2 separate regions of the Homo sapiens genome follow, and region 1 is linked to region 2. Evidence: chromatin loops called from intact Hi-C (ENCODE). Cell type or tissue: PC-3. All regions are shown on one strand. Each heading gives the region's core, and the rest is flanking DNA. Links, peaks and the distances in the headings are about the cores only.

The links. Hi-C counts contacts between places; a loop is a spot of excess contacts. Peaks named below come from ENCODE experiments on the same cell type or tissue, not always from the same donor. Only the 100,000 strongest peaks of a DNase experiment are listed, where the experiment ranks them.
Region 1: a loop joins it to region 2, with 8 times the contacts of the local background. A loop is called at or near these places in 1 of 110 quality-filtered maps.

What each region holds. Positions count from the first base shown.
Region 1 is chrX:53,122,045-53,137,518 of GRCh38, reverse strand. It overlaps KANTR (KANTR integral membrane protein), which reads right to left. Exons shown (of 3, transcript NM_001397448.1): 3 at 10,081-14,050. The coding sequence starts at 13,246. The coding sequence ends at 13,016. It also overlaps the pseudogene RNU7-37P. Among named protein-coding and RNA genes, the nearest start is that of KANTR, 36 kb to the right of the region's middle. In PC-3, for the core only: no CTCF peak of the experiment used is centred there; no DNase peak of the experiment used is centred there; H3K27ac peaks cover 851 bases.
Region 2 is chrX:53,176,591-53,192,064 of GRCh38, reverse strand. It overlaps a transcript of KDM5C not described here. Among named protein-coding and RNA genes, the nearest start is that of MIR6895, 11 kb to the left of the region's middle. RefSeq lists enhancers at 2,187-2,236, 2,607-2,886 and a silencer at 3,067-3,146. In PC-3, for the core only: no CTCF peak of the experiment used is centred there; a DNase peak (open chromatin) is centred at 5,494; H3K27ac peaks cover 799 bases.

The DNA.
Region 1 (15,474 bases), core at 4,745-12,744, 58 kb after region 2:
TGCCGGGATTACAGGCGTGAGCCACTGATCAGCCTCCCAAAGTGCTGGGATTACAGGCGTGAGCCACTGAGCCTGACCAGAAAAATAGATTTTTTAACAGTGAAGAATTATGAATGACATGCCAATGAATTAAAAAACCTAGATGAAAATAAATGATACATTCTTAGAAAAATACACCATGCTAAAAATGGCACAAATAGAAAGGCCTTGAATAGTCCAGTAAGTATTAAAGAAGTAAAAATGGTAGTCAAAGAACTGTTCTCTCTCAAAACCCCAGTGGGTTTTGTAGGTGAGCTGCAGCAAACCTTCAAGGTATAGTTAATTCCAATCATATGCACAATAACAAAAGTAAAACCTATTTATTCCACTTTTTGAGGTTAGTATAACCTAAATTATAAAACTGGATGGGAGAACCCAAGAAAAGAAAATCCTAGGGCCACTTAGAATGTTATGGTTCAACATCAACAGTATACTAATGTGGCCAGGTGCAGTGGCTCATGTTTATAATCCCAACAATTTGGAAGGCTGAAGCAGGAGGATTGCTGGAGCCCAGGAGTTTGAGACCAGCCTGGGCAACATAGTGAGATGTCTCTACTAAAAATACAAAATTAGCCGGGTGTGGTGGCACATGCCTGTAATCCTAGCTACTCGGGAGGCTGAGCCAGGAGAATTGTTTGAACCTAGGAGAGGGAGGTTGCGGTAAGCCGAGATTGTGCCATTGCACTCCAGCCTGGGCAACAAGAGCAAAACTCCATCTCAAAGACAAACAAACAAACAAACAAACAAAATATATATATATATATATATATATATATATATATATATGCCGGGCGTGGTAGATCTTGCCTGTAATCCCAGCTACTCGGGAGGCTGAGCCTCAAGCCCAGGAGTCTGAGGCTGCAGTGAGCCATGATCACGCCACTGCACTCCAGCCTGAGTGACAGAGTGAGACCCTGCCTAAAAATGAAAAAAAAAAAAAAAAGCCGGGAACGGTGGTTCACGCCTGTAATCCCAGCACTTTGGGAGGCCGAGGCAGGCAGGTCACCTGAGGTGAGGAGTTCAAGACCAGCCTGGCCAACATGGTGAAACCCCATCTCTAGTAAAAATACAAAATCAGCCAGGCGTGGTAGTTTACACCTGTAGTCCTAGCTACTCGGGAGGCTGAGGCAGGAGAACCGCTTGAACCCAGGAGGTGGAGGTTGCAGTGAGCTGAGATCGCATCATTGCACTCCAGCCTGGGCGACAAGAGCAAAGACTCCGTCTCAAACAAACAAACAAACAAAAAGAAACAAACTCTCTGTTGCTGATGGTGGGTGAAAACAGAGTTTTAGGGAATTGGGATGTCCTGAGACAGAGAAATAGTGTTGGTTAGGTCAACCCCAAAGAAGCCTGAACTGGATTCACAGAGAGGATGATGGTGGATTCAGAAGTCTGGGATGAACAGGGGTGACATATGTTCGCTAATGTGGTGTGGGTCCTGATCATGATGACAGACCCATCTGCTCTCAGACATAAATTTTGCTGACTTTCTTACCAGGAGGATAGGGCTGTTGTATAGACTGTGGTTGGCATTAAGACACCCAGTTTGAGGAGGACATTGATGATAGGCTCATTTCCCTCTTCTGCCAGTATGGAAAGTGGACACTAGGGCTAGAAGATGGCAACAGGTGCTGTGTGATTTTGATTTTAATGGGAGCATCCTAAGCAGCTGCCCTCCCTTGTTAAAGTCAGCTGTCCACAAGTTGGCTGGGACTTCTGCAAGGGCTCAACTCATAAAGACAGTTATTGTGGGTCAGACCCAGGTGATACAAATGGCATGGGGAGGTCTGGTTATACTCCAACTGGCCTGCAGCGCATTACTATGTTTAGTTTGCAAGGAACATGTCTACCTGATATGTCAGTAGACGTACAAGGTTAGGCAGGAAGGCACATACCTCAATGAAGCATCCTATGGTAACAGAAAGCCATTTCATACAATAAGAGCTAACTAACATGATCTCAACTAAAACTGCAGCCCACAGCAGATCTGGCAAGGCAACCTGAGTGCAGAGACAAGGCAGAATTCGTGACCTCAGTGTTGAGGGGAAATGTCCATTTGTCCATCAGTGGAGATAGGGACACTAGGACTGGGGGACAAAAGGAGGGAGAGTGTGGCTAGGGGTGATCCAAGCAGACTCAATATAACCCCCACGATTCTTTTCTAGTCTAAGGATGGCTGAGGTTAAATCAAGCACACATTTTTCCAACAGCCAGGTTTTTGTTTGTGTTGAAGCTACAGAGGCAATTTCCAAGACATGGTTCAACATGGGACTGTACTTCCAAGGTATGAAGGTTTGGTCTTTTGCTCTTGTAGGGACATGAGTTCAGCCCCCTGCTTTCTCCACTAGCTTTTGAGTTTTACTGTGAAATGGGCTAATGAACCGAGGGATGCATCTGAATCCTTTAGGAATGCTGGGAAGCAATCCCGACAAAACTTTGGAGAAATGACCAACTTTTGAAGGAGCTTTCAAAATCCTTCACCTCAGAAAACTCTCTGTTGCAATGATTTACTTGATTATAATAATCTTTTGAGTACTCAGGTGATTTAAGTTTGTACCTGTTGGTTTGGATCAATCAGATTTATTAGGGACCAGTTTCTTGATCACGCTCAGTATTTATTTTTCCTTTGAATCTCAGGTGCAGGTGGAGGAAGCTATACTCCACTGGTCATGTTACATTATTATCTTTGATCAGTAAAATGCTTACCTTTTTATTTACTTATTCATTTATTGACTCCACTTTACCTTCATTCCTCACTCCCGTTTCCAACACCCACCCCCTCATAGGCAGATATTCCAATGTGATTATTGTCATTCTCTTTTATTCTATGTGTTCTGATAAATGCAAATGTTATCGGGTTTGAAATCTCTTTGTGTTCCTTTCAAACTTTTAAATGTATTCAACATAGAGAAAAGTTTTGAAAACTTCCATGTACAGTTGAAAGACATGTAAGAAGACACCCATCTACCCACCAGCTGGCTTAAGAACTAGAACATTATAGAGTTTGAGAAGCCAACTGTGGATCCCTCATCTCCTTCCCCTGCCCAGAAGAAACCACTACCTTGACCTTTATGTTCTCATTTCCTCGATTTTTGCGGAAAAATTTTTTTTTTTTTTGAGACAGAGTTTCACTTTTGTTGCCCAGGCTGGAGTGCAGTGGCACGATCTCAGCTCATTGCAACCCCCACCTCCTGGGTTCAAGTGATTCTCCTGCCTCAGTCTCCCGAGCAGCTGACATTACAGGCACATGCCACCACGTCCGGCTAATTTTTGTATTTTTAGTAGATACGGGATTTCTCCATGTTGGCCAGGCTGGTCTCGAACTCCTGACCTCAGGTGATCCACTCACCTCGGCCTCCCAAAGTGCTGGGATTATAGGCGTGAGTCACTGTGCCTGGCCTGCTTTTGAGAAAATTTCACCTCCCATGTATGTATCACTGAACAAGGTATTGTTTTGTTTTGCTGGTTATGGAAGCTAAGCTGGTTATGGAAGGAGCAGTATTGCTACAATTAGGTGAAGAGTTCCAGGAGAGGATAAGCTGGAGAGAATCTCTCAGTCATAGTGAGTCTGGCTTCAGTTTCCCTAAGAGTTTACAAGAGCTGCTTCTGGGGAAGTCAGAGGGTACGGTTATAAATGAGGCCAGGAAAATACACCCATGTCTCAGCATAGTCAGGGCACTGGCAGGGCTGTTATGTGGACCAGAAATTAGTTACCATATGGTCTGGTTACCATATGGTTTGACAGGGAATGGGCCGCTCTAACTCTTCACTTCCAAACTCTGTGACCAGCCCCCACCCTCAATAGTAGATCACAGCAGGCAACTTCTGTGTGGTGAAATGCATGTCCACACCTGCTCCAGGCAGCTGCAGTGCTGGTGAGAGGGTGTGCAGGAGCCGCACCAGCACATACTCAAAACCAGCCAAGTACAGACCGTCTGCGCCAGGCTCACCTGGGCATTCTGGCCTCAGGTTAGCAGAGTGTAGGTGTGGCTGTTTCCTCCTCAGTGAAGAGCAGACTCTAAAGGATGATGCCATGGGGAGTGGGTGACTAGGCCAAGGGAACAGACACTTTCTGCTTGTTTTTTCTCCTCCCCCTTTCTTTCTTTTTTTTTTTTGACAAGGTCTCACTCTGTCACCCAGGCTGGAGTGCAGCGGTACAATCTCGGTTCACTGCAGTCTCAGACTCCTGGGCTCAAGCAATCCTCCCACCTCAGCCTCTCTGGTAGCTGGGACCACAGGCACACACCACCACATTTGGCTAATTTTGTATTTCTTGTAGAGATGAGGACTCACTATGTTGCTCGGGCTGGAACTGAACTCCTAGGCTCAAGCAATCTTCCCGCCTCGGCCTTTCGAAGTGCTGGGATTACAGGTGTGAGCCACCGTGACTGGCAATTCCACCGCTTTCTTGTTTTATGTATTCCCTGTCATCCATGCTCCCATTCCTCCCGACTCCCCGACACAGGCATTTTTCAAATGTGTTTAACTTACATCCTTTTGTGTGCATTTCTGTAAGGTGTGTATTTGGTGTATATGTGCATATATTTGTAACTTGTGAGTAGTATTGTTATACAGTTCATTCTTTTTCACTCAGTGCTACGTGTTGAAGATCATCGTGTTGCCCTGTGTACATCTAACTCACTGGTCTAAAGGTTAAGAGGTCCTCTGTGGAGTGCACCCATCACTATTTCCCTGTGTATGCCCCTGGTGATGGACACCCAGCATGCCTTCAACTTCCCACTGTTGCAAACTACACCATAATGCACATTCTTCTACATGACCCTTTATGGACCTGTATGAGAATTTCTTTGGAGGGCCCATGGGGATAGTGCCACATTCATCTCTGGGATGGCGGCCAAAGTCCCCAATCCCAATGCAAGAGGGTCCCTATGCCCCCATATCCCCACTAAAGGACTTGGCATGATCCAGCTTTTTAAAATTTTGTCTGTTTGTGAAACCTAAAGTAAAATCTCACTGTAGTTTTATTTTAGACTTTTCTGTTAATACATCTGAACATCTTTTATTAGGCCTGTTAGCTTTTTGGGTTTTCCACTTCAGGAAATTGCTTGTTCATATTCTTTGTAGACCTGTTTGCAACTGGAGGCCCTGTCACTGTTTTTCCTCTCTACATGTGCTCCACTGATAGTCCTAATCCTGTGGGAAAGCTGAACCCTACCCAGGGTTTCTACACACTGTACCAGGCTCTGTAGTGCCTTTCCATATGAATTTTAGGATCAGTTTGTAAATTTCGGCAAAAAGCCTGCTGAGATTTTTATAGGAATTACATTTAATCTATGGATCAATTTGGGGAGAATTGACATCATAACAATACTAAGTTTTCCAACCTATGAATGTTTTTCATTGATTTGGCTCCTCTTTCTCTCAGCAATACAAGTGTATAGGTCTTCCACATCTTTTGTCAGATTTATTCCTAAGTCATATTTTTAGATGTTATTGTAAATGGTATTTTAAAACTTTCTGTATCCAATTGTTCATTGCTAGTATATAGATATACAACTAATTTTTGTATATTGATCTTATAACCTGCAACTTGTTAGACTCACTTATTAGTTCTAGTAGGGTTTTATTTTTGGTGGACTCAGTTGGATTTTCTATATAGATGATCACATTTTCTGTAAATACAGTTTTACTTCTTCCTTTCCAATTTGGATGCCTTTTGCTTCTTTTTCTTGCCTGACTGCACTGCCTAGAACCTTCAGTATAATGCTGAATAGAAGTGGTGAGAGTGGACATCTCTGTTTGATTTCTGATCTTGTGGGGGAAAGCACTCAGTTTTCACCACTAAATATAATGTTAGCTGTGGGTTATTTTGCAGATGCCCTATATCAGGTTGAAGAAGTTCCCTTCTACTTCTAGTTTGCCAAGAGGTTTTTGTTTTTTAAACTCAGGAATGGATGTTAGATGTTGTCAAATGCTTTTTCTGCATTTATTGCAATAATCATATGGGTTTTCCTTTTTGGTTTGTTAATATGTTGAACTGCATGATTGATTTTCTAATGCCAAGCCAATCCTGCATTCCTGGGATAAAATCCATTTTGTTATGATTCATTATCCTTTTAATACATTATTGGATTTGATTTGATAAAGTTTTGTTTATAATTTTTGTATCTCTTGAACTTTCCATTTTAATACTAATGGCTCCTCAAATTGGCCTCCCCACCACGCGCCTGTTTTCCACATGACCCACTCTGCCTGTTCATATCCTCTAGACTGTGTCTGGGATGGTTACTGAGGTGGTTACTGAGGCTGGGACTTTCCCCAAACTTACGGAGGGTCAAAGAAAATTTAGAACAAAGACTTGAAAGCATTTTTTTTGTGTGGTCAATCCTACCTCTGAGTATGTGAATCAACTCCTGGCAGCAGTCTTGCCCCTTAATAAAGGTGTGTCCCCAACCTGAAGAGCCATCTTCAAAGCCTCTCAGTACCTGACAGGTTAGTTCCTAAGAGAAAAAGCATTATTAACTGCTTAAGAAATCCCCTGACCCTAGATTATCCCTCTGTCACTGTTCCCCCATATGGTACTGCTCTGCTCCAAAAAGGAAATATCCAATACTTCCCACTGAAGAATTCTATCCCATTCTGACTGCCTACTTGATATCCCACACTCTAAGATGCCCAAATAACACCTTCAAATTCCTGACCCTGTGTTTTTTGTGGATGGCTTTTATATCCAAGATATTAGGGGAACACACAGGGCAGGATATACTCCTTTCCCCATTGCAGCATAGAAGCTCTTCTTCCTTCAATCCCCTCGTCGCAAAAGTAATAATGGTAGTAACAGCAAACACATATACAGTGCTTACTACATGCCATGTATTATTCTAAATACTTTATGTAGATTAACTCATTTAATACCCTCAATAATCCTATGAAGTGCATATTACTACTATCCCCAGTTTTGTTTTATTTATTTTTAAGGGGGCTTTCAGCAAAAACCAGAATGCCTGCTAGACAAATTCTAAAACAGCTGTAACACTACTATCCCCATTTTTACGAAGAAACTACAGAAAATTGAGGTCAAGTGACTTGACCAGCTCTGGGATTTGAATCCAGGCAGTCTGTCTCAAGTCCACTGCACTACCATACTCGCAAGTGACAGAACTGTGGCACTGACCCATGTTTGCACACAGTAGAGGGCCCCCCTGGCCCACTATTCATACAAATTCTTTCTAAGGCTTCAGAATATGTCATGCCTGTGTTATCTGTGGTGCCTTTGGCCAAATCTGGTGTCAGTGAGTTTCTCACTACTGCTGACAACGAAATATATATGTTTGGAAACAAAAATTATGTAGGGTCAGGCGCGGTGGCTCACGCCTGTAATCCCAGCACTTTGGGAGGCCAAGGTGTATGGATCACTTCAGGCCCGGAGCTTGAGACCAGCCTGACCGACATGGTGAAATCCTGTCTCTACTAAAAATACAAAAATTATCCGTGTGTGACGGTGGGCACCTGTAATCCCAGCTACTTGGGAGGCTGAGGCAGAAGAATCACTTAAACCCAGGAGGCGAAGGTTGAAGTGAGATGAGATCGCGCCACTGCACTCCAGCCTGGGTGACAGAGTGAGCCTCTGTCTCAGTAAATAAATAAATAAATAAATAAATAAATAAATTTGTAAGGAGAACACTTTTTAAAAAGACATTATTATTTAATGTCATCAGAGCGACAAGAAGAAAACACTGCATTCATAGGGAAAGATTAGGAAGCTATAAAAAGGAACATTTGCAAGACAACACCAACTAAAAAGATCTTATAGAGTCAAGCAATAATTAAAGGACCTTCAAAGCAGCCAGAGAAAAAGAACACCTACGAAAAAAATTAGAGTGACAGTAGACTTTGCAACAGTAATAATAGAAACCAGACGAGTGTCCTAATGTCCTCTTAGTGTCAGTGTTTAATATCCTTCTAAAAAAGGCAATTTAGAAGTAGGTACCTAGCAAACCTATCTTTTAAGAAGAATAAAGGGAAAAAAAGGCATTTATAGATAAACACAGACTAAGAGTTTCCAATTAAGTGATCTATGCTAAAGGATTTTCTAAAGTTCTGTATGTATTTCAAGAAGAAGAAAAATCAGGCTGGGCGCAGTGGCTCATGCCTGTTATCCCAGCACTTTGGGAGGTCAAGGCAGGCGGATCACGAGGTCAGGAGATCGAGACCATCCTGGCTAACACAGTGAAACCCCGTCTCTACTAAACACACACACACACACACACACACACACACACAAATAGCCAGGCATGGTGACAGGCGCCTGTAGTCCCAGCTACTTGGGAGGCGGAGGCAGGAGAATGGTGTGAACCCAGGAGGCAGAGCTTGCAGTGAGCCCAGATAGCGCCACTGCACTCCAGCCTGGGTGACAGAGTGAGACTCCATCTCAAAAAAAAAAAAAAAAAAAAGAAGAAGAAGAAAAATCATCCCAAAAACGACATCTGAGGTAAAAGAAGAAAGATGGGCAAATAAAAGGTAAATGAGTATTTAAGCAAACAATGTTTGCATAAAATGATATTGTTAGTGTCATCCTTAATAAGGGAGGAACAAAAATAGTAGACATAATAACATGTAAATTGGGAGACATTAAAGATTTATAAAGTCTGAATTCTTTGGGTGGGGAGTATGTTTAACTTTGGACTTTAGGTTAAATATGTATGGTAAGCTTTCAAGGCCAATCGCTAAAAAAAAATCTTTGGAGAGACTAACAAGAAAAAATAGAAAAGGCACAAATAATATGAACAACATAAAAGATATAGTAAAAATTTAAAAATAAGAGAATATAATTAATTTGAAAACTTACATGAATTGGACCAATTCCTAGAAAACTGATTTATTTATTGGATAAGATCACTATAACCTTAACCAGACAAATACAGATGGCTAAAGATGCAAAAATCCTAAACAGTTTATTAGCAAACCACATCCAGAATGAGTAAGATTTAATACAACACAAAAATGTTGAGTTTAATCCCAGAAATGCAAGAGCAGTTTAACATTAGAAAGTTAAACTAAATCTTTTAAGATTTAGTTCATATGCCATCTCTTCCAAGAAAGCTTCCTTGGTCCCCTGAGCTGGGTTGTGTATTCCTTAGGGGCTCTCACAGTCTATTCTTCCTACCAGTGTTACTGCACTGACCACACTGCCCTGAAATTACGGTTCTGTGTCTAGGAACACACCTCGTTCATCTCTGTGTCTTCAGTGTACAGCAGGAGGCCTGACACACAGTAAGTGGTCAAATTTTGCTCAACTGAACTTATAGATGGCATTCTGTATAATTCTGATGGCATGCTGATGAAATTAGTGGGTGACCAAAACAGGAGAGTAGGTCACACATTAGACAACAGAATTAGTATCCGGAGTCATGGGCAGGCAGAAACACTGGAGCCAGACTAGGCCCCAGTAGGGTTAGGGGCAAAGTCAGGACTAAAACCCCACACAGCCTGTTCTCACTTTGACAATGAAATAAACTCTTTTTGAGCTGTAACTTACCCTCCTATGGGTATCTCCCATTATAATAACACTTACTATGAGCCCAGCATCATGCCAGCTTCCACGCTATCCCCTGCAGCCCCCCTACCACCACCAAGTACCACAGGTAAAGTATAATGAGAGTGGTCTGCTTGGCCTGGGGACCAGGAAACAGTTCCTCACCGTGCAAGAGAAAGGGGGATGATAGCTGGGATCAGAAAGCCCAATGAGAGTTGGGGTTTTGTTTTTCACCAGGTAACAGGCAGCACGACAACACAGCAGTTTGAGGGCTATTTGAGTAAGAGGCAGGCCTGCCTTCAGGAGCCCTAGGGCGTACAGCCAGTCAGAAAATATGGGGCTTTGCCACAACCCTACCAACTGAGAACTTGCTTCCCAAAAGAACCCAGGAGCTATCCTCACTGCTTCTTCACAGCCCCCACCCTTATGAAAAATGATATCCAAGTTCCTTAGCATGGCATTAAAGGCCTTTGTGCCTAGCCTACTCCTCAAGGCCTTTATTTCTCTATCCTCCACATTAATCAATTAAGTCATTCATCCATTCATTCAGTTTATTCCACAAATATTTATTGAGTATCTACTATGCACTGTTGTTTTTGGCACTGGGGATACAGCAGTGAACAAAACAGAAGTCCCTGCTTTATGGAGCTTACAGTCTACTGAAGAGAGACGAACACTAACCACAATAAATAAATATAAAATATACCAGGTGGTGATCAGTGCTTTGTAGAAAAACATACATAAAATAGGATAAAGGGATATAAAATGCATGTGATGGGGCGATTTTAGATATGTTGATCAGGAAACACTTCTCTAGGGAGGTGACATTTGAGCACACTGGAAGTACTAGGGCAACTCATCAGATTATTTAGGAGGAAGGGTGTTTCAGGCAGTGAGAAGAACAAGTACAAAGGCCCTGAAAAGGAAGGGTATCTAGCACACTTGGGGAACAGCAAGGAGGCCAGTGTAGCTGGAGAAGAGTGAGTGATATTGAGAGTGATAGGAGACAAGGTAAGAGAGGTAAAGGGAACCAGATTATGTAGGGACTTTGGGCCATGGTGAGGGCTTTGGCTTTTGTTGAGGGAGGTGGGAGCCATGGGAGAATTCTGAATAGTGGAAGGACATGATCTGATTTGGATTGTATAAAGAATTTCAGAGAAGAATAGTATAGGTACTAGAACACTAAGCAAAAGAAAACAAAATACACAATTATTAGCTCCAAGGAAAACGAAAGGGTATACAACGAAGGATATGTAATCAGAATATACTATGTAGTTTTGATGTGAACAATATTTACAATGTCATACTCATGCAAACAGTGACTACTGGTTGAACAAAAATTATATAAAATGTTTTAAAGAAGTAATAACAGATGTAATCACTAAGATGACCAAGCAATAAGAGACTATTAGGGATGACTAGGCAGATTAGCAAGTAAAATATATGAGGTTTGTACAAATGAAAAATATAACTTTTGAAATAAAAAACTCAATGGGCAGATTAGAGCAGATTAAACATAGTTGAAAAGAGAATCAGTAAGCTGAAAGATATACCTAAAGAAATTATCCAGAATGAAGTGCAGAAAGACAAGGAGATAGAAAATCTCAGAGATGTTATGAGATACGGAAGATAGAATGAGGAGGTCCAAAATATGACTAACTGTATTCCAAGAAAGAAAAACTAGAAAAAATGAAAGGCAATATTTGAAGAGATAATGGTTGAGAATTTCCCAGAAATTATGAAAAGCATGAATTCACTGAGCCACGAAGCATGACATTCCCAAAGTAGAATTAAAAAAAAATACATATGTAAACATGTTAGAGTAAAACTGCAGGACCCCCTGCACATTCCACTACTACTACTACCACTACTACCACTACTACTACTACTACTACACACACACACAAAACCAGCAATTAGTCTGATAGTCGACTTCTTAATAGCAACAGACATCTCAAAGCCAAAAGAGAATGGAACCATATATTCTAAGTGTTGAGTAAAAATACCTGTAACAAACTATCTTTTAAGAATGAGGATAAAATAAAGACATTTACATATAAGAAAGACTGGAAGAATTTAACATCAAGAGACCTGTACTAAAAAAAAAAAAAACTCACTTAAACACTATATTCATAATGAAAGAAAATGATCCCAAAGGATGATGTGTGATACAAGAATGTATGCATGTAAGTCCAAACAAACACTGTCTATATAAAATAACACTGACAATGATGTAAAATTGTGAGGTTTATAAAAAGGAACAAACTAACATATTTGAAAACAACAGTATGTGATCAGGAGAGGAATGACTAGAGTTGAAGGTTTCTAAGCTTCCTGCATTCTTTAAGAAGGGGGCTAAAATATTGTTTAACTTTAGACTTTATAAGTTAAACACATATGGAAAACATCAAGGATAACCACAGAAAGAATAGAAAAAAATTTAAAAATAGGGAGGAAAAAAATTGAATAAGAAAACAAATCTCAAAACTAAAAAAGCAGGCGAGAAAAGAGAAAATGAAGCACAGAAAAGGTAGTGATGGTAAACAGAAATAAAAAAGTATGATGGTAGAAACAAGCCCAAATACATCACAGTAAATGTAAACAGACTAAACTTGCCAACCAAAAGAGATAATCAGATTAGATTTTTTAAAAGGTCCAGTTATATGTTGTTTCCAAGAGATATAATTAAACATAATGGCATGAAAATGCTCAAAAGTAAAAGGATGGAAAATTATATACCACACAAATCCCAACAAGAAAAGTTTGTGTTACTACATTAATATAAGATAAAATAGGTTTCAAAGAAAAATGCATTATCAGGAATAGAGAGGGTCATTACATATTTATCAGGAATATATAACAATTTTTAATTTGAATATTCCTAATGAACACCCTCAAAATATATAAAGCAAGAAACGAGATAGAATTACAAGGAGAAATTGCCAAATCCACCATTACAGTTGAACATTAACGCACCTCTTTCAATTATCAGTAGATAATGACCAAAAAAATCAGTATAGGTAAGTAAAAATTGAACAATAGTTCACAAACTTGATAATAGACATATGTAGATCTCTGTATTCAACAATTAGAGAACACACATTCTTATAAATTAGCACACAGGAAGCATTCAAAAATATTGGTCACATACTAAGCCATAAAACAAGTCTAAAAAATTTCAGAGTTGTTGTCACACAAACCACATCCTCTGACCATAATGCAATTAAGACAGATTTCAATAACAAAGAGATAAAATTTTAAATCCCCAAACATTTGGAAATCTAAAAACACATTTCTATATAACTTACAGGTCAAAGAAGTAACCTTGATAGAAATGAAGTACTTATAACTGAGCAATAATGAAAATACTACATATCTAAACTTATGGAGAAGCAGGAGTTAGAGGGAAATTATATCCTTAAATGCACAAATTAGAAAATGGGAAAGAATGAAAACTAATGAGCTCAATGTCCAGTTAAATTAGAAAAAGAACAACAGAATAAACCCAAAAAATGTGGAAGGAAGGAGATCAAAAAAGATAAGAGCAGAAATTAAAGAAATAGAAAACAAAGATACAATAGAGAGGAGCAACAAAGCCAAAAGTTGGTTCTTTGAAAAGACTAATAAAATAGATAAACCTCTGGTGAGATTGATCAAGAAAAAAAGTGAGAAGGCACAAATAACCAATATCAGTAATGAAAAAGGAGACATTGTTACAGTTCATACACAGCACAGAATAAAAAGGAAACTTTATGCCAATGAATTTGAAAATGCAGACAAAATGGACCAACTCCTAGAAAACTGTTATCTTACCAAAATCGACTCAAGAAGAAAAAGAAATCCTCAACAGTTCCATAGCTACTAAAGGAGTTACAGCAGTAGTTAAAACTCTTCCCGCCAAAACAAACAAACAAACAAAAAATAGCAGGCAGATTCTTCCACTTGGTATGTGGATTACAGGCAGGTGAAGAGATACTGATCCCCTCAGCCCTAGAGGTGTCCGGGTAGGACCTGAGGAAGTGGAGACCCTAGGCAGGCCACTTCTCTCTATGGGCAGCCTCTTCTGGAGATCCTTAGAGGGTGGCCCTTAGTGAAGTAGGGTCTGACAAATCTCTCTGCAGTCCCTGAAGGTGGTGAGCACAAATAAGTAGCATCCAGCTCTGCAGTAAATGTGCTAAGCAGGGCCAAGAAGGTGCTCTATTACTTGGACAGCCTCTTCAGTAGCCAGCTCCTGTAGTCTTCTGCTCATTGAGGACAAGGGACCTGTGGAGCTGCTGGAGGAGTCTGTGTTCCAGTTTCCAAGAAACACCACGCACAGCCCAAGATGTGACTGGTTGGGATGGGACTGGGTGCAGGGAGGCCAAGGAGGGGCTTCCTGAGGGTGTAGCTCCAGGTAGAAACCCTGAAACTCTGTCTTCCCGAGTATCAGATACTTTAATCCGTTTGCAGCTGATGAGCCCTTTTAATGGTATCCAAGCTAGCTGCAGGGTGATGGTTCTAATAATGATGCATGTTCTGCAAATAAGAGCTTCATCATTATTTTGAAATTGTTAATATGAAAGCGTTCAACTGGATTTGAAATCTACTCACATCATCATGAGAAGTTTTAACAATATACTTGTCAGTGAAACAAAAAGAAAAGCTGTTAGATATAATTCCAATTGTTAAATATCTTTGAAACATTTAAAAATTGGCTTTAAATATTTTATCACCTACTTGTACAAAAAAAGACATTTATGGATGGCGACTGTTAAGAATTTGAAGAATGCATCATTAAAAAGTCTTGCTCAGAAAAAAAAAAAAAAGTCTTGCTCAGGATTTGTGTGTAGCCATTTCAAGCATAAAGCTTATAAAATAAACATGGAAGCAAATTTCAACCTTCTTATTTACAATTTTGAAAATATTTTAATTTATAAGTTTAACACTAATTCAATATTAAAAAGGAAAACACTAGACAAGATGGTTTTGCAGAAGTTCTACCAAACCAATCATTCCAAACTTATACAGCATCTTCCAGAATATTATAAAAGAGGGAACACTCTGAGTCATTCTATACCAGCAGAACCTTACTGCCAAAAGCCAATAAGAACAGCCTGAGAAAGGAAAAGACCAATTTTACTCATGGACACAGTTGCAAAATTCCAAACTTTTGTTCACCAACCTGTATAAAAAATGAAAGACCATGACCAAGTTGTGTTTATACAAGAAATGCAAAGATGGTCTAACATGAGGAAAATCTATAAATGTCATTTACCACATATCAGATTATTGGAGAAAAAACATATAATTATCATAAGAAACAGAAAAGGCATTTGGTAAAAATTCAACACCCTTTCATTATTAAAAAAATAAAAGCCTCTTAGTATAGAGTAATAGGATGGAACTTGCTTAACCTGATAAAACCCGTAGGAAATCTATAGCAAATACAGTATCATTCTTAATAGGGAAAAGTTAGTGGTGTTTCCTCTAAAATACACAACAAGACACAGATGCATGCTGTCATCATTGTACTAGATGTCCTGGTCATCTCAGTACGACAAGAAAAATAAAGGCATAAAGATTGGAAAGGAAAAGACAAAACTGTCATTATTTATAGCTGATATGGTTGTCACCATAGAAAACATAAAAGAATATACAGACACCTTAAAAGGAACCAGGGTTCCTTGGAGAAATGGCTGATTCCAGGACTAAGAGAGGAAAATACAAGACGAGTCTGGAGCATTTCCTAGTGCTGGCAAGTAAAGCAGTGCTCAAAACCAAAGGATGGGAGCATGTGAAAGGGACACAGGAGCCAACTGGCAAGAGTCCCCAGTGGCCAAAACTGGACTGATTTGACCAACAAAACAAAGAACACAGTATTAGATTTATAACTCAAATTATTAAATAAAAATGCATGAGTTCATACTGATATAAGTGACTGAATAAATAAATAAGGGATA
Region 2 (15,474 bases), core at 1,676-9,675:
CTGAAGCCAGGGAGCTCTGGGTTCTGAAATCAAGTTCCACCAGCTTCTTAACCTTGGGCAAGACATTCTGATCCTCCCCCGACTCTAACCCCAAGCCACTTTCCCTCAAGTCCAAACAGATGGGCTCGGGCCCCCTCACCCAAACTCCTACACTACAACCTCCCCCAGTTGATGCCCTCCAGTTTATCCTCCTCAAGCTCCCAAAGGGATTTTTTTGTTAATGGCTTTATTGAGATATAATTTACATACTATAAAATTCACTTGTTTGAAATGTACAATTCAGTGATTTGGGGGGTTTCTAAAGTGTAGATCTGATTATATACTGCTTAAAACCTTCCATGATGCTTTATTGCCCTTAAGATTATACATAGAATCTCGTTCTTCCTAGAATGTTTTCCTGTCTAACCCATCTACTGCATAATTCCCTGATTTTTCTCCACAGGTTATGCCCCTGATGAATGGGGACTAAAGCTCAGATGTGTGGTCATTTGCAACCCCTGAGTTCACTTTTTTAAGACAGCTTATTGATATATATAATGTACATACCATACAGTCACCCACTTAAAAGTATACAATTAAATAGCTTTTAGTATATTCAGAGTTGTGCAGCCATCATTCGAAAAAAAATTTCAGAACATTTTCATCACTGCAGAAAGAAACTCCATATCCCTTAGGCGTCCTTTACCCCTCATCCCATTTGCCTATTCTGGACATTTTACATAAATGGAATCGTATAATATGTGATCCTTTGTGTCTAGCTTCTTTCACTTAGCAAAGTGGTTTCAAGCCCATTAATGGTCCCATAGTAGTTGGAAAGATCTCTCTTCTGAGTCCCAAAGTCTTTAAGATGAGGGTGCTGGACTAAATCAGGGACCATCAACAGATTGTTTACATGTTTTTGTGGGTGTTTGCATGCATGTGTTTTTCTGACAAGAAGACTAACCAGCTTGTATCAGATTCATAAAGGGATCCTTGACCCTCCAAAGGCTAAGAACCATTCTTTGTGGTCTTGAGTGTTCTGTGTTTGGAGTCTGCCCATGATACGAGGATACAAAGGAGGAAGCAAGAGTATGGAAGCCCTAAGCCAGTCAGCTTCCTATCATGCCTGCCTCAAGGGCTTTCCGTCCTCTCAAGGGGCTGTGAGGAGGCTAAAGGCTGGGTCCTGATCCCTAGCCCAGGAGCTTAGCACACTGCCACTCTTATTTTGCTTTCTCATCTGAACGTTCATGGGTTTCATTCCCCCTTCCCAATATTTGCAGCTGATAGGAACCTAGTGGTAAATAAGAAAGCCCGCCCTCTTCTGGCAGCTTTGATTGGTGGGAAGGTCTGGCTCAGCCCTGCTTCATCTAGTCTTCCAGTTGGGACCCTAGGCTATACAAGTAAGGAGAGAGAGAGGAGTCCGTGGACAACCCTGCCGGGTCCAGCTTGACCCCAGGTCTCAGTCTAGGGGAAAAGGCTGACCTTTTGGCTGGAATTGATCATGAAAAGGGGGTTGGAGGAGCTGACAGGAGAGATGAGTGTGAGAGCTGGGATGGGCAGGAAGGGGCTCAATCTCAGCACTTAACTACCACTGCCAAGGCAGTCAGCCACAGGAAGTGTCCAGACAGGAGAGGAAGAGATGGTGCCTACAACCTGAAGCAACTCCCAGGTTAGAGAACTGCTTGGCCCAGGACGGAGGCCTCCCTGGTATAGGCCCATCCTTCACCAGTTTTCAGACAGCCTTTACCATGTTGGCACGTCTGTGTCCCATCCCTCACACACTCCTTCACAGCAGACATGCATTCCATGAACTCTGCAGGAGAGGCCCTGGCCATCATCCTGCAAGACCCAGATCAAATCTAACCTCTTCCAGAGAGCTTTCTCTGGTTCCAAATCTGCCCTCTTTCCCAGATACTCCCCTAGAAAGGGAGGGGGACTGGCTCAGGGGACACCCTCCCCCTCAGATAAGGGGCTGGGGAGAATGAGGTCAGGGAAGCAGTGGGTATCTTCTCACCTCAAAGTCATTTTCTATTATAGAGATATCACCTAGCTGCCGAGTCCTCCCAAATGTTGCCACATCCCTCAGGATGGCTCCTGAATCTGCAGGTGACAAGGGGATGGAAAGAGACATCACTTCTATTAAGGACTTTACCCAAACCCTTCAGGCCCAACTGAACCCTTCTTCCCCTTCTCCTTAGTGTCTCCACCTGTGCCTTACCTGGTGTCTGAAACACACTAAGATTAATAGGTCTGTCTCTCCTCCCACCCCCAAGCTCTGGAGCTTCTGGAGGGAAGGCAAGGCCCAGGCCTCAGTCTGTCTCCACTTCCAGGCCAAGGGCCCGCAATCTAGCTTAGAAGGAGGTAGGAGCATCAGTTGGGGCTCCACACTGTGCATATGACTCTGTTTCCTTTGCATTGCAGAGTCCAGTGGTACAGGATACCACCCCTTGGGAGTGGCGCCTGGGGTCTGAGGTACATGGTCAGTGGGTCCTTGAAGGGGCAGACACTAACCATGCTTCCCAGAAGACCTGAAATTGTGATGGGAGAAGAGGGGTTAGGAAGCAGAGGAACAGGGTTCTTGCCCCTGGGCACTCACATGAAAGGAAGGGGAACAGCCCCTTGTGAACCTCCACCTGGGTGCTCAGCTCCATGTGAGGTATTTCACAAAGTCCCCAACAGACACAGGAAACAGACCCCTAGGAAAACAGGCCTCACCTAAGCATATCAGCCTGGCAGAGCTGGGATTTTCACCAAATCTCTGTGACCCTAAGGCCTGTGCTAGACAGAAGGGGTCCAAAGTAATCAGCCTGCAATCCGGAAATAGTTCACAGTGGGAGCTCAGTGTTGATCTCTGCTGTTGGTAGGTTGGGAATTCAGCAGTGCTAGGGCCACAGTGGCCTTGGTAGGTTAGAAGTTCATATTGCCGAGGTACATAACCTCCACGCCTATCTCTATTGGTTATATATTTGCTACATAACAAATTATCTCAAAAACAGTGGCTTAAAACAACATTTTATCTCACAGTCCCTGTGGTTAGGAATCTGGGCACAACTTAGCTGAGTTTCTGTTTCAGGGTCTCACAGCCAGCAAGGTGTGAGCTGGGGCTACAGTCATCTCAAGGCTTGACTGGGGAAAGATCTGCTTTCAAGCTGACTCATGTGGCTGTTGGCATATTCAGTCTTGCTGGCTGTTGGCTGGGGGTCACTCTCAGGTTCCTTGCCATGTGCACCCTTTCATAGGGTGGCTCATAATATGGCAGCTTGCTTCATCACAGCAAACAAGTAAGATGAGCTAGAGATAGAAGGAGAGTGCCCACATGCCAGACAGAACTCATAGTCTTTATAACTTAATTTCAGATGTGAGATCCCATCACTTTTGCAATATTCTATTCGTTAGAAGTAAGTCAGTTACTGCCGGGCACAGTGGCTCACACCTGTAATCCCAGCACTTTGGGAAGCTGAGACGGGCGGATCACCTGAGGTCAGGAGTTCGAGACCAACCTGACCAACATGGAGAAACCCCATCTCTACTAAAAGTACAAAATTAGCTGGGTGTCGTCGCGGGTGCCTGTAATTCCAGCTACTCAGGAGGCTGAGGCAGGAGAATTGCTTGAACCCGGGAGGCAGAGGTTGCGGTGAGCCAAGATCGCGCCATTGCACTCCAGTCTGGGCAACAAGTGCAAACTCCGTCTCAAAAAAAAAAAAAGTAGGTCAGTTACTAGGTCCAGGCCACACTCAATGGGAGGGGATTACACAAAGGTGTGAATACCAGGAGGCGGGGGGTCATTGGGGGTCATCTTGGAGACTGACAACTATAGTTTTTCCACTGGTCCTGGTGATTCATGTTGCTTCCACATGCAATATACATTCACCACTTCCCAAAGTCTCTCAAAGTCTCATCCAATTACAGCATTGCCCCAAAATCCAGAACATCTAAATCAGGTCCATATATGAAAGAGGCTGTTTGAGTATGGCTTCTTAACTACTATTTTTCTCCATCTTTAGATTTGTGAGACAATTGTTTTTTTGTAAAAAATTATTTTTTGGCCGGGTGCAGTGGCTCACGTCTGTAATCCCAGCACTTTGGGAGGCCGAGGCGGGCGAATCATGTGGTCAGGAGATCGAGACCATCCTGGCTAACACGGTGAAACCCCGTCTCTACTAAAAATACAAAAAATTAGCCGGGAGTGGTGGTGGGCGCCTGGAGGCTGAGGCAGGAGAATCGCTTGAACCCGGGAGACGGAGTTTGCAGTGAGCCGAGATCACGCCACCGCACTCCAGCCTGGGCTACAGAGCAAGACTCCGTCTCAAAAAAAAAAAAGAAAATTATTTTTTATTTTTATTTTGTTATAGAGACGAGATCTTACTATATTGCCCAGACTGTTCTCAAACTCCTGGGCTCAATCCTTCCACCTTGGCCTCCCAAAGTGCTGGGATTACAGGCATGAGCCACCGTGCCTGGCTGATTTGTGAGACTTAAGAGGCAAGTTATCTGTCCCCAACACACCCTAGGTACAATGGTGGGATAGCCATAGGACAACTACTACAGACATTCTGGTTCAAAAAGAGGGGAAATGGGAGACATAAAGGAGTTACTGGTCTATAACTAACAACTCTGAAATCCAGCTGGGAAAATGGAAGTTTCTTGATTAGATGTCAAGGCCTGGGAATAATATTCTAAGGCTCTGCCCTCTGATCTCTTGGTTTTACCCTGTGTGCCTTCCTTTTTCATGAAAGGCAGCAAATGTTTGCAGCTGAACTGTTTCCCCAGTTTGCTTCCTGCCAGTAGAATTTTGGGGGTCCAGTGGCTTTTTTTCATTTTGTCTTGTCTGTAATCAGCTGCCACCAAGAAATAGTTCCACAGGGGGGCTTGGGTTACTGTTCTGTTGGCAGGTTGGGCACTCAGCAGTGGCTTATAGCCAGATTGGTCGTGGTGGAAGTCCATATTGTGGAGTCCATGCATAACCTCCATGCCTGCCACCATGGCCATTTTGTTCAGGAATCCATTGGGCAAAGAAAAGGGTGACAGATAAGAGGCTGACTGACATCACAGAACAGGACACCTACCTGTCTACTTGATTGAGCTCCTCTTCTGCAGTGGACTCTCTCTGGTGCTTATTTATGTGGGACGTGAATATCTCTGCCCATTCCAAGAGGGACAGCCATATGCTCTTCCTCAGACCTTGTCAATAATATTTCAGTCCTGTTATTTCCAAGTCCTTCACCATTTAGCCGAATCATTAAAAACTACTCATGAAACAGTGGAAACCTATCTATACCTCTGACCAGCTATGTGACCAGGCAGTTGTTCTACTGGGAGAATTTCCCTTCTCACTGTCCTTCAGGATCAACCCTAAGTAGGGCTGTAACACTACAGCTAGCTACTTCAGCAGGGCCAGCATATCATGCAGGGCTATGTATAAACCAAGCTGGAATAGAATATTGTATCCCTTAGTCACCTGGTCACAGGGAATTCCCCATGAGGCTTCAGGTGTGGGTGAGAGAGGGATGGCAGTACAGCAGTTGGGAGTATGATTCACTTGCTCAGGCAGCTTATTCATCATCTAGGCCTGCTTGTATAACTCTATTCTATTCGGTGGTGGAGTGCTACTGCACATAGATAACTTCGTGGCTTGATGAGACAGTTAACACACAACTCACCATGGGGAGCTCAGCTTGCCTGGGTCACTTGGAGTCCTATGCTCAGCCATTCATTCACAAAATAGACCCACTTTTCCATTTTTATTTTTCTCTGCTCCTGGGACTCCTGTTGTCACGATATTGCCACCTCCAATTTTATCCCCCATTTCTTGAATCTTTAACTTGCTCTTCAGCTGTAGTCCTCCTCCCCTTTATGCCATCTATACTGTGTAGATTCGAATAGTATATCCAAGAACTGGAGAAATCACCACAGGATTTCTTCTGGGCCCAGTGTAAGAAAGACTCAGATCAAAACTTCATGTATAACCCCATCCCACTCTGACTGATGGGCTGCAGTGGCAATCTGGATCACCAGAGATTAACATTAATTCAGAACCAATATCCAGTCTATTTCAAAGGCCTGGATATTTCCCTGTCCCCAGTGTACAATGACTGTGGCTGCAGGTCTCTGTGAGGAAAGCAAGGAGGGAGATTTTGCCATACACACTTGTGAAAAGTGTAGCAAGGTCCTTCTTCAGATGGACCCTCCCCTTCATTCAAGGGGCTCTGGTCTATGAACTGGGGAAGAGGCTGGGATGCCACATTTTTGAGGACAAAATCAGGCCTCCATTTTCCAGAGTAGAAGATTATTGGGGTTATATAACAACTAGGACTTTATCAGGCTACCTATTTTGGTCCTAGGGAAACTATCCTTAATTATCCACTGTTATACAAACCTCCACAGGTCAAACCTGATTATTGCTATGGCTCTGCTATCCATTATAAGAACGAGACCCAACTTCTCTTTGGAGATGAACCTGTCACCTCCATTGAAATCAGGGAGCCCATTCATGATTTCTCACCATGACCCTCACCTGCAGAAATAAATCACTGCAATGCTTTATAATACTGGTACTCATTCATGTACTAGTTAAGGTAAAGCTAGCTCCTGGGACAGAAAAAAATTTTCTGAGATTTAAGACAAGTTTACTTCTTGCTTCTGTAGTATTCCAAAACAGGTGTTAATAATTGAGTTTCCCTCTTCTAAGTGATGATTCAGAGGCTTAGGCACTTTCTGTCTAGAAGGTCTGCCATCTTCAAAACATGGTCATCATTGTATTTATTGTCATCTCCATCCTTAATAGCCAGAAGAGGAAAAGACCATGTGGGAGGTTTCTATGAGCCGGATGTAGCACACATCACTTCTCATATTCCATTAGCCAGAACTCAGACAATGGGCATACCCAACTGTAAGGGACACTGACAAATGTAGTCTAAATCTGTCCCTAGGAGGAAGAGGAAACAAGTTTAATGACCACTTAGCTAGTCTCTACCACAGTGTATTTCTCAAAGTCCTGTGAAAGGAATGTCAATGTCCACATAGTCAAAAGGGTGAGTTGAATGTGTTACATATGACTAATCGATTCCAACATTCTTATTGCCCTAAACGATGGATTCCCCTGCCTACACTGTACCATGGAATTTCTGGCATCTTAACCTCATTTAACACAAGCTACTATTGAGTAGAGGTTTTGGTCAATCAATAGAACAATTTTTAGAAATACTCCTAGCTGCTTCAACTAACAAAGTACATCCAGGATTGCTGATGAGTGTACCCATACTGAAAAGTTTGGCCCTACCCAAACCAGATAAAGACATCACAAGAAAATAAAATTACAGACAAATATCCTTTATGAATATAGATGCAAAATCCCCAACAAAATACTAGCAAACTAAATCCAACAGCATATTAAAAGTAGGATACGTCTTGGCCAAGTGGGATTTATCTTAGGAATGCAAGAATGGTTCAACATAAGAAAATCGATCAAGGTAATAACATCACATTAATAGAACAAAGGAAAAGAAACACATGATCATCTCACTTGATGCAGAAAAGGCATTTCAGGCTGGGTGTGGTAGCCAACACTTATGATCCCAGCACTTTGGGAGGCTGAGGTGGGAGGACTGCTTGAAGCCAGGAGTTCGAGACCAGCTTAGGCAACATAGCAAGACCCCATCTCTACAAAAAAAATTTAAAAATTAGCTGGGCATGGTGATGTGTGTCTGTACTCCCAGCTACACGGGAGGCTGAGGAAGGAGGCTCCCTTGAGTCCAGGAGTTTGAGGCTGTAGTGAGCTATGATCATGCCACTGCATTCCAGCCTAGGTGACAGAATGAGACCTCATCTCTCTTAAAAAAATAAAAAAGGCATACAGCTAATAAATTCAGCAAAGTTGCAAGGTGCAAGATCAACACATAAAAAGCAGTGTGCTTTTATACACTAGCAATGAGCAATCCAAAATGAAGTTAAGAAAACAATTCAATTTACAATAGCATCTGAAAGAATAAAATATCTAGGAATAAATTTAATCAAGGAGGAGAAAGACTTGTATATTGAAAACCATGAAACATTGGTGAAAGAAATTAAAGATCTAAAGAAATGGAAAGGCATCTCATGTTCATAGATTGGAAGACTTAATACTGATAAGATGTTGATACTAGCCAAAGTGATCTACAGATTCAACACAGTCCTTATGAAAATTCCAACAGCTTTTTTGCAGAAATGAAAAAGCTAGCGGGGTGCGGTTGCTTATGCCTGTAATCCCAGCACTTTGGGAGGCTGAGGCGGGCAGATCACGAGGTCAGGAGTTCGAGGCCAGCCTGGCCAACATGGTGAAACCCCCGTATCTACTAAAAATAATTTAAAAAAATTATCCGGGCATGGTAATCCATGCCTGTAATCCCAGCTACTCGGGAGGCTGAGGCAGAAGAATTGCTTGAACCTGGGAGGCGGAGGTTGCAGTGAGCTGAGATCGCGCCACTGCACTCCAGCCTGGGTGACAGAGCAAGACTCCGTCTCAAAAAAAAAAAGAAAAAAAAAAGAAATGAAAAAGCTGATCCTCAAATTCATATGGAATTACAAGGGGCCGTGAATAGCCAAAACAATCTTAGAAAAAAAAGAACAAAGTCAAATGGCCAATTTTTTTTTTTCAAGACACAGTCTTGCTCTGTTGCCCAGGCTGGAGTGCAGTGGCGTAATCTTGGCTCACTGCAGTTTGAGGCTCACTGCAGCCTCAAACTCCTGGGCTCAAATGATCCTCCTACCTCAGCATCCCAAGTAGGTGGGATTTAAAAGGCATGTGCCAATACACCCAGCTAATTTTTTTTTTTTTTTTTTTTTTTTGTAGAGACAGGGTCTCACTCTGTTGCCCAGACTGGCCTCAAACTCCTGGGCTCGAGCAGTCCTCCCACCTCAGCCTCCCAAAAATGTTGGGATTACAGGTGTGAGCCACTGTGCCCAGCCACCAATTGATGTTTTACAAGAGTGCCAAGTCCATTCAACGAGGGGAGAGATTAGTCTCTTCAACAGATGGTGCTGGGACAACTGGATTTTCACATGCAAAAGTATGAAGTTGGATGCCTAATTCACACCAGATACCATTAACTCAAAATGGATTAATGACCTAAATTTAAGTCCTAAAACCATAAAACTGGAGGAAAACATAGGAGTTAATGTTCATGACCTTGGATGTGGCAACAGTCTCAGGTGTGACACTACAAGCATGAGCAACAACAGAAAAAACAGATAAATTGGACTTCATCAGAATTAAAAATTTTGTGCATCAAAGGACATCAAGAAAGTGAAAAGACAGCCTACAGAATAAGATAACATATTTGCAGTCATATATCTGATAAGGATTTACTATCCAGAATATACAAACAACTCCTACAACTCAACAACAAAAAGACAAGCAATTCAATTTAAAAATGGGCAAAGGAGGCCAGGCGCAGTGGCTCACGCCTGTAATCCCAGCACTCTGAGAGGCCGAGGTGGGCGGATCACCTGAGGTCAGGAGTTCGAGGCCATCCTGGCCAACATGGTGAAACCCATCTCTACCAAAAATACAAAAATTAGCTGGGCGTGGTGGCATGTGCCTGTAATCCCAGCTACTTGGGAGGCTGAGGCAGGAGAATCACTTGAACCTGGGAGGTGGCAGCTACAGTGAGCCTTTCCAGAAATTTTTATGTTATATATAGTTTACCACAATGAAAAAGTTTGGCCCAGCCAGGCGCAGTGGCTCACACCTGTAATCCCAGCACTTTGGGAGGCTAAGGTGGGTGGATCACCTGAGGTCGGGAGTTCGAGACCAGCCTGACCAACATGGAGAAACCCGTCTCTACTAAAAATACAAAATTAGCCAGGCCTGGCGGTGGATGCCTGTAATCCCAGCTACTCGGGAGGCTGAGGCAGGAGAATCACTTGAAATCGGGAGGCGGAGGTTGTGGTGAGCCGAGATCAAGCCATTGCACTCCAGCCTGGGCAACAAGAGCGAAAATCCATATCAAAAAAAAAAAAAAAACAAAAAAGGGTGGCTCATGCCTGTAATCCCAGCACTTTGGGAGGCCGAGGCGGGCTAATCACGAGGTCAGGGGATCGAGACCATCCTGGCTAACACAGTGAAACCCTGTCTCTACTAAAAATACAAAAAATTAGCCAGGTGTGGTGGTGGGCGCCTGTAGTCCCAGCTACTCGGGAGGCTGAGGCAGGAGAATGGTGTGAACCCAGCAGGCGGAGCTTGCAGTGAGCTGAGATCGCTCCACTGCACTCCAGCCTGGGAGACAGAGCGAGACTCCGTCTCAAAAAAAAAAAAAGTTTGGCCCAATCAAAAATTACACTTCTTTTTCCCGATCTATCATCCATAGAATCAGTTCTCACATATTATGGAGGTTTCTTTTTTTCTTTTTCTTTTTTTTTTTTTTTTTTTTTTTTGAGACATGGTCTCACTCTGTCACCCATATTATGGAGGTTTCTGCCAGTATAAATTAGCTAAATCTTATCATTTGTGTGTGTGTGCTTTCTCCTCATAGGTTTGACTTTACTTCCTGGGACATACAGGAATCTGAATTCAGTAATGGGTCTGGAGGCAGCAAGAGATGATACGGGTGGATCTTGAAAAGATTAGCCTAACAGTGAGAGGGTCCCCAAGTCAGGCAGGACCAGCCCCATAGACTGGGGAAGAAGGGCTGCTTCTGCTGCCAGGGGAAACTCAGTGAGGGTTGGGGTTTAGGGTGCTCAGATCTATCCAAATCAATCCTGATGTTCCTATTCCTAGTCTCAAGGTCCCATTGTTCCCTAATCAGTAGCCATGTTTTTGCATATGAGACCTGGAGATCCTATGAATTCAACCTGCGTTGTAATTCAGCAACCTGCAGGATTTGGTTTTATGTCTGATTTCAGGCTGCATCAGTCCTGTGCCTGGAAGAGATAAAAAGATTACTTAAAAACAAAAAACAAACAAACAAAAAAAAATATATATATATAAATATAGGCTAGGCGTGGTGGCTCACACCTCTAATCCCAGCAATTTGGAAGGCCGAGGTGGGCGGATCACTTGAGGCCAGGAGTTCAACACCAGTCTGGCCCACATGGTGAAACCCCTCCTCTACTAAAAATACAAAAATTTCCGAGGCGGGCGGATCACGAGGTCAGGAGATCGAGACCATCCTGGCTAACACGGTGAAACCCCGTCTCTACTAAAAATACAAAAAATTAGCCAGGCGTGGTGGCGGGTGCCTGTAGTCCCAGCTACTTGGGAGGCTGAGGCAGGAGAATGGGGTGAACCCCCGGGGGGTGGAGCCTGCAGCGAGCCGAGATCGCGCCACTGCACTCCAGCCTGGGCGACAGTGAGACTCCATCTCAAAAAAAAAAAAAAAAAAAAAAAAAAAGCCGGGTGTGGTGGTGGTAATCCCAGCTACTCGGGTGGCTGAGGCAAGATAATCGCTTGAACCCCGGAGGCAGAGTTTGCAGTGAGCCGAAATCACACCACTGCCCTTAAGCCTGGGTGACAGAATGAGACTCTATTTCTTTGAGCAGTTTTAGGTCCACAGCAAAATTGAGTGGAAAGTATGTATCCCATATACCCCCTGCTCCTACACAGGCACAGCTTCCCCCACTATCAACATCCCCAGCAGAGTGGTACATTCGTTATAGTCAATACACTGGCACATAATTGGTCAAGTACATAGCTTACATTAAGGTTCACTCTTGGTGTTGTACACTCTATGGGCTTTGACAAATGTATAATGACATGTATCCACCATTATAGTATCATACAGAGTAGTTTCATTGCCCTAAAAATCCTCTGTGTTCCACCTATTCATACTTCCCTCCCATAACTCCTAGCAACCTCTGATTTTTTTTACTGTCTCCATAGTTTTACCTATTCCAGAATGTTATTATTTAGGAATCATATAGTATATAGCCTTTTCAGATTGCCTTCTTTCACTTATTAATATGCATTTAAGATTCTTCCATGTCTCTTGGTGGCTTGATAGCTCATTTATCTTTATTGCTGAATAACATTCTGTTGTCTGGATGTACCACATTTTATCTATTTACTTACTGAAGGGCATCTTGGTTGCTTCCAAGTTTGGGCAGTTGTGAATAAATCGGCTATAAATATCCATTGCAGGTTTTTATGTAGTTGTAAATTTTCAAATCACTTGGGCAAATACAAAAGAGTGTGATTGCTGAATGGTAAGGTAAGAATATGTTTAGTTTTGTAAGAACCTACCAAACTGTCTTCCAAAGTGGCTGAACCATTTTGCATTCCCATCAGCAATGAATGAGAGTTCCCGTTGCTCCATATCCTCATCAGCATTTGGTATTGTCGGTGTCCTGGATTTTGGCCATACTAATAGGTATGTGGTGGTATCTCCCTGTATTAATTTGCAAACCCTAATGACATATGATGTGGAGCATCTTTTAACATGCTTATTTGCCATCTGTATATCTTTTTTGGTGAGGTGTCTGTTCAGGTCTTTTCCCTTTTTCTTATTATGAGGTGGGGTATTGCTGTGTTGCCCAGGCTCATCTCAAACTCCTCAGTCAAATGATCCTCCTGCCTCAGCCCTCAAGTAGCTGGGACTACATGCATGTGCCACCATGCCAGGCTTCTTTTGCCTGTTTTTAAATCGGGATGTTCCTTTTCTTATTGTTGAGTTTTAAGAGTTATTTATGTGTCTTAAAGATCCTTTATCAGATATGTCTTTTGCAAATACTTTATACCAGTCTATAGTTTGTTTTCTCATTCTCTTGACAGTGTCTTGTTTTTTTTTTGGAGAGGGAGTCTCTCTCTGTCACCTAGGCTGGAGTGCAATGGCACGATCTCGGCTCACTGCAGCTAATTTTTGAATTTTTTTTTTTTTTTTGAGACGGAGTTTTGCTCTTGTCACCCAGACTGGAGTGCAATGGCACGATCTTGGCTCACTGCAACCTCCGCCTCCAGGATTAAAGCGATTCTCCCGCCTCAGCCTCCCAAGTAGATGGGACTATAGGCACCTGCCACCATGCCTGGCTAATTTTTGTATTTTGGTAGAGACAAGGTTTCACCGTGTTGGCCAGGCTGGCCTTGAACTCCTGACCTCGGGTGATCCACCCACCTCAGCCTTACAAAGTGCTGGGATTACAGGCGTGAGCCACCACCCCCGGATTTAATTTTTGTGTTTTTAGTAGAGATGGGGTTTCACCATGTTGGCCAGGCTGGTCTCAAACTCCTGACCTCAGCTGATCCACTCACCTCAGCCACCCAAAGTGCTGGGATTACAGGATGAGCCATCACACCCGGGTGACAGTATCTTTTGCAGAGCAGAAGTTTTTAATCTGAATGAAGTCAAGCTTATCAATCATTTCTTTCATGGATCATGCCTTTGGCGTTGTACCTAAAAAGTTATTGCCATACCCAAGGGCACTTACATGTTCTCCTATGTTATCTTCTAGGGGTTTTATAGTTTTGCATTTTACATTTAGGTGTATGATCCACTTTGAGTTAATTTTTTGAAGGGTGTAAAGGAGATTTCTTTTTTGAGGGCAGTGAAAGAAGCTCCCCAGTGTCTGACCATGCCTTGAACTAAAAGTTTACAACCATGATCTTGCCTTTTAAAAAGTTTTTTCTTAATTATGTCAGCAATATGTATTTATTGTTGTTCATAAATGGTCAAAATATGCTACCTATTATTAGACTAAAACAAGGTATAACTTCTCAAATACAGCATCACATAGAGACAAAGAATGAAAAGGCCAGTCATGTGTATACTTTAAAACACCCATATATACACATATACCCTCATGTCCAATACAGGCAAATGTTCTCCATTTAAAAGTTCCCAATTTAACTTTGCTTTGAAAGCAGAAAACATTGAGTTGCAGAGGTTCTAAGATATAGACATATTGAACACATTTCAGGCATTTAAAAAATGCACTGAAATAGCAAGAATAAAGTTCTTTTCTGGCCAGGCATGGTGGCTTAGGCCTATAATCCCAACACTTTCGGAGGCTGAGGCAGGAGAATCGCTTGAGCCCAGGAGTTCAAGCCAGCCTGGACAACATAGTGAGACCCTGTCTCAACAAAAAATAAAATATTGGCTGAGCAGAGTAGCGTGCACCTATAGTCCCAGCTACTTTGGAGGCTGAGGTGGGAGGATTGCTTGAGCCCGGGAGGTGGAGACTGCAGTGAGCCGTGATCACGCCACTGTACTCCAGCCTTGGTGACAGAGTGAGACCCTGAAAATAAAGGGTTTTTTTCTTCAAACATTTTGATCTGAGCCAAAGCAAAGAGTACATTAGAACAGACCAGAAAGACGTGTACAAGTAGACCTGTTTCCTTCTCAAACATTTAACAATTTACTTATTAAACATTAAGCTGAGTCAGTTTAAATCAAATGATATAACTGATTATTACTCCAAACAGGAATCTGTTGTTTCTTAGTGTCTGTAGGTAGAAGTTTCACAGATGCAAGGACATTATTTACCTGAAGGATCATTCCTGTTACAATTAGAGGGCATTCATACAAACATTGTTTCCTGTTTTATTTGCCTTTTAAAATCGTGAAACATGACATGAAGACATTTCCTTATGTAATTACAAAACGATTAGTACACCTAACACAATTCACAATCATTCCTTACTGTCATCATAGTCAAATGAATGTCATTATATTCAGATGTTCCCAATTTAACTAAAAACATATTTGAAAAATTATTTACAAATAAAAAACATTTTTTTAAAATGCAGGGTCTTGTTCTGTCATCCAGGCTGGAGTGCAGCACAATCATAGCTCAAACTGTAACCTCAAGCTTCTGGGCTCCAGTGATCCTCCAGCTTCAGCCTCCCGAGTAGCTGGGCCTACAGGCATACACCACCACACCTGGCTAATTTTTATTTTTTTCAAAGCAGGAGTGAAAGTTTATTTAAAAGCTTTAGAACAGTAAGGAAAGGAAAGAAAAGAAGGAAAGTACAACTTGGAAGAGGGCTAAGTGGGTGACTTGAGAAACCAAGTGCACCTAATTTGAATTTTTTTTGTAGAGATAGAGTTTTGCTCTGTTGCCCAGTCTGGTCTCTAACTTCCAGCCTCAAGTGATCCTTCCATCTTGGCCTCACAAAGTGCTGGGATTACAGGTGTGAGCCACCACACCCGACCAAAATATATCTTTTAATAGTTAGATTGTTTGATTCAGGATCCAAACATTGACTTTTATGGTCACCACTTCCTTACTTTTCTTTAACATTTTACCACTTAAGCATGACTTCCTATTTGTGTAGTTTAGTTTTGCCTGTTTTTATTAACATCATAGAGTCGTACAGTATGTATTCTCTTGTGTTTGGTTTCTTTCATTCAACATTATGCTTTTAAGATTGATCCACGTTTTAACATATAGCTGTGCTTTATCTTCTTGCCTGTATAGTATTGAAATCAACCCAGTTTTTGCACTAAACTGAAAATTGAGAAACTTATATTTGTTTTTATCTGAGTTCCTTTCTCAGGAAACCAACCATCAGGCCTCCCAGAGAGAATC